Linked DNA regions of Homo sapiens: region 2 is linked to region 1. Evidence: chromatin loops called from intact Hi-C (ENCODE). Cell type or tissue: natural killer cell. All regions are shown on one strand.

The links. A loop is a pair of places that touch in the nucleus more often than their neighbours do. Peaks named below come from ENCODE experiments on the same cell type or tissue, not always from the same donor. Only the 100,000 strongest peaks of a DNase experiment are listed, where the experiment ranks them.
Region 2: it touches region 1 in a loop (3-fold over the local background); 13 of 110 quality-filtered maps call a loop at or near these places.

The regions. Positions count from the first base shown.
Region 1 is chrX:9,164,643-9,167,142 of GRCh38, forward strand. No RefSeq gene overlaps it. Among named protein-coding and RNA genes, the nearest start is that of FAM9B, 130 kb to the left of the region's middle. In natural killer cell, no CTCF peak of the experiment used is centred here; a DNase peak (open chromatin) is centred at 1,479.
Region 2 is chrX:9,455,727-9,458,226 of GRCh38, forward strand. No RefSeq gene overlaps it. Among named protein-coding and RNA genes, the nearest start is that of TBL1X, 8.1 kb to the right of the region's middle. In natural killer cell, no CTCF peak of the experiment used is centred here; a DNase peak (open chromatin) is centred at 1,045; H3K27ac peaks cover 989 bases.

The DNA.
Region 1 (2,500 bases):
CAGAGCAGGGGCAAGGGGAGTGGGGGCGGAGCAGGTGCCACACACTTACAACCAATCAGATCCAGCGATAATTCACTATCATGAAGACAGCACCAAGATATGGAGGATCCGCCCCCATGATCCGAACACCTCCCACCAGGCCCCACCTCCAGCATCAAGGATTACAAATCAATATGAGATCTGGGCGGGGACACATATCTAAACTGTATCACCCAGCAGTTCTACTCATAGGTATTTGCCCCATCCCGTGCCAAGGAAAGGGAAAACAAAATGTACGGGACCACGAAAAAGAGCTGTGCAAGAATGTTCATAACAGCTTTATTCATAAGCAACAAAACCTGCAAACAACCCAGGTGTTGCTTAATAGGAACACAGAGAAACCAAACATAGGATAGTCATGTAATGGAACAGCACTTGCCAGTGAAAAGCAACAACAAGAAGTCTCAAAAACATTATGCTTAGTGAATGAAAGAAGGCGTCCACAAAAAGAGTGCATACTACACAAAATTCTAGAACAAATAACTCATGTATGGTGGTAAAAGGTCAGAGCAGTGGTAGGCTCTGAGGGAGTGGGCATAGGGATTAACTGGCAAGAGGCATGAGGAAACCTTCTAGGGTGATGATAATGAGCTGTATTTTGATAAGCATTACACAAGCGTATGCTTTTGTCCAAACCCAGTGAATGTGCACTTAAGATTTGTGCATTTCACTGCATGTAAACTTCAGCTGGAAATAAAAAATACTACAAATACTAAACTCTAGTTCATGATGTGCATGCTGAAGTATTTAATGGGATGTACACTGGTATCTCCAGTTTACTTTGAAACGCGTCAGAAACTAAGATGGATTAGTGTATAGAGGGCCAAATAGATGGATAGATACATGTTAAAGGAAGGTTAGTAAAATGTTAATGGTAGAATCTAGGTGGTGTGTAATGGGTGTTCACTGTAAAATTCTTTCAACATTTCCATATGCTTAAAAATCTGTATAATAAAATGTTGGAAAAAGTCCGAAGAAACTAAAACAGTAATGAAGGAAGATTAGCCCTGTATATAGCATGCTGAAACATAAATAAAACCTTAATATTTAACTTAAGTAGACAGAAAGATCAATGGAACATAGTAGAAAATTCAGAAACAGAACCCCCCATATGGAAAGTTAGTATATGTTATAAGTGGCAACTCAGGTCAGAAGAGAAGAAATGGATTATTTAATAGTTTTGAGAGAAATGAGCTGCCTTCTGGAAGAATATATTTGGTTCTATGCCTCACACCTTATGCCAGGATAACTTCCCAAATGATCAAATATTTAAATATATATAAATATGTAGAATTCAGTGATAAATGAAAGAAACCATGGGATAATTCTTCTGTTAATACTAAGGGGGAAAAATCCTTTCAACTATGACCCAAATGCCAGACATGATAACAGACTGAGTAATTCAACCACAAAAACGTCAGAACTCTTCAAGCAAAACCACAATAAGCAAACTCAAAAGACAGGTGGCAAACTGGGGGAAGATTGTGAGATCTCATAAAGTTAATTTCTCTAATAAACAAGTAGCTTATGGCTACAATGAAAGAAAAAGATGGAAAACAATACGAACAAATAATTCAACAGAAGACAAATGGTTTTTAGTCCCATACAATTATCCTCAACTACAAACATAATAATGGAAAAAATGGATTGCCATGTAGTTTTAACTTGCATTTCTATTAGAAGTTAAAAAAAAGCCGCAGTGTATAATTCACTTTAAAAAGGAGAGAAACACACACACACACACACACACACACACACACACACACATACACATTACAACACATAAAAATGTGCTCATAGATATTTTTAAAAGCTCCAGAACGTGCATTGCTTATTCAGGGTGACAGGGATGTTTTTTAACAGCTTATCCTTTTATACTTTTTAAATTTTGAACCATGTAAATGGAATACCTAATTTTAAAAATTAGATTTAAGAAAGTGAGAATAATTATATTGCAAACAAAGGCAGCAGCGTGGGAGGCAGCCCAAGCTCCAGCCCAACTCTGCTACTAATTAACTGGGTGAACTTGGGCCAGTCTCTTGGAATCATTGACTATTCTGGCTGCAAAGAATCTCAGAAATATTCTCATTCCACACTTGTTTTATGGAATAGGAAACAGAAGCACAGAATAAATTAAGTGACTTAGCCAATGTCACATGCAGTCAGTTTACTGCAGAGCCAACAAAAGCTGTAGATGTGTCAGTTTCTTCTTAGATAAGATGGGAGTACTGCCATTAAGAAAAGGCAAGCTGCAGAGATGGGGAGAAAATATTTGCAAATCACATAACTGACAAAGGACTTATATCCAGAATATATGTTTTTAACTCTCAAAACTCAACAATAGGAACAAAAATAAAGATGCTTAAGATCATTAGCCATCAGGGATATTCAGATTCCTAAAAACCACAGTGAGATACCACTGTGCATTTTTTAAAATGGCTAAAACTTTAATTTAAAAAAC
Region 2 (2,500 bases), 290 kb after region 1:
TTTTTTTTTTGAGATAGAGTCTCATTCTGTCCCCCATGCTAGAGTGCAATGACACGATCACAGCTCACTGCACCCTCGACCTCCTGGACTCCAGCAATCCTCCCACCTCAGCCTCCCACGTACCTGGGAGTACAGGCACATGCCACCATGCCTGGCTAATTGTTTTCATTTTTTTAAAGATGGGGTCTTCTTATGTTGACCAGGGTGGTCTCAAGCTCCTGGGCTCAAGCGACCTTCCTGCCTTAGCCTCCCAAAGTGCTGGGATTGCAGGCGTGAACCACCATGCCCAGCCGTGGAACACAGTTTTGCTGACACCTTGATATTATCTAATGTGTTAGTCAGGGCTCTCCGGAGAAACAGAACCAATATTATATACATACATATATATATATATATATATATATATATATATAGAGAGAGAGAGAGAGAGAGAGAGAGAGACAGAGAGAGACAGAGAGAGAGAGAGAGATTTATTATTAAGGTATTGGCTCATGAGATTATGGAGGCTGAGAAGTCTGTGATCTGCTATCTGCAAGCTGCAAGGCTAGCGGTATAGTTTAAAAGCCTGAGAGCTAGAGGGCCAATGGTGTAGACTCCAATTTGGGTCTGAAGGCCTGAGCACCCGAAGTATAGAGGGCACATCAATGTCTCAGCTCAACAGTCAGGCAAAGGGAGGGCAAATCCAGCCATGCTCTGCCTTTGTGTTCTGTTCAGGCCCTCAGTGGCTCAGAGGGTGCTCACCCGCACTGAGGAGGGTGATCTGCTTTACCCAGTTCAGCGATTCAAATGCTAAATCTCATCTGGAAACACCCTGAAAGACACATCCAGAAATAATGTTTAATCAGTTATGTGGACATCCTGAGGCCTAGTCAAGTTGACATGCAGAATTAACCATCACCCCCAGTGACACCCATTTGGGATTTTTGACCTCCAGAACCATCAGATAATACATGTGTGCTGTTTTAAACCACTAAGTGTGTGGCAATTTGTTACAGCAGTGACAGGAAACTAACCCAGCCACTAACCTCTCTGAGAGTCAACTTTTCTCCCTTGTAAAATGAATATGATCATGACAATATTTCCCCAACCACTTCATACGTTACTATGACAATCAGTGACAGAATGTTTGAAAATGTTTCGAAACTATAAAAGCTTTGCCAGATCGAAAACAAAATCTGCTGCTCCCTTTGATCTAGTACTTTTCCTACCCACTCAGCTCTTCCTTTGCTGGCCGGCTTCTGCATCTCCTAGGGTACATTTGATTTGGCCAATCTTTCCAATGACCTTTACCTTTTCTAAATGGGGGGCTGGGCCCCAGGCACTGACCATTTCTGCTCTTTAGAATCCATCATCATCACCAAACAGAATGAGCTTTATCTAACATTTTGGTATTTTGTTCACAATGGAGTTTTTGCATCACTTTTGAGTTTTAAAATACGGCATTATAATATTATTTATCTTGATGACTGCATTTAGAGATGACAACCTCATCTCTATAAAAAATAAAAAATTAGGCCTGGCGCAGTGGCTCACACCTATATAATCCCAGCACTGTGGGAGGCCGAGGCGGGCAGATCACCTGGGGTCAGGAGTTCCAGACCAGCCTGGGCAACAGGGTGAAACCCTGTCTCTACTAAAAATACAAAAATTAGCCAGGCGTGGTGGCACGTGGCTGCAATCCCAGCTACTTGGGAGGTTGAGGCGGGAGAATCACTTGAACCCAGGAGGCGGAGGTTGCAGTGAGTCGAGATCACGCCACTGCACTCCAGTCTGGGCGACACAGCGAGACTCCATCTCAAAAATGAATAAATAAATAAATAAATAAATAAATAAATAAATAAATAATTAACCGGGCATGGTAGCGCATGCTTGTAGTCTCAGCTACTCGGGAGGCTGAGGCAAGAGGATGGCTTGAGCCTGGTTGGGGGTTGGAGTCTGCAGTGAGCTGTGATTGTGCCACTGTACTCCAGTTTGGGTGACAGAGTGAGACCGTGTCTCAAAAAAAAAGAAGAGAAAAGAAAAGAAAGAAATCTGATGTGTGTTCCAAGCAGGTTGCTGTGGAAGCAGATTTTTGTTTTGTTTGGTCTCATGACTACTTTGAAATGATGGAACTTATTAGAATCACCTCTACAGTCTGAATTGAATGTATTGAAAAAGCAGCACATATATTACTATATCAGAATTTTAAAAAATATTGGATGACTATGTTTTAACACAATTGGGTTTCTTTGTAATCTTATGCATTATTTGATGTATCAATGCATTATTTTACGCATTTAGAAACAATATTCACTAAATTGCTGAAGGAGGTCTGAAGCATAGACATATTATGATTCTTTCCCTCAATTCTTTTTTTTTTAAATTTTCTACTTCCAGTTTATTTATTTTATTTATTTATTTTGAGACAGGTTCTCGCTCTGTCATCCAGGCTGGAGTGCAGTGGTATGATCTCAGCTCACTGCAAACTCCGCCTCCCAGGCTTAAGTGATACTTTCACCTC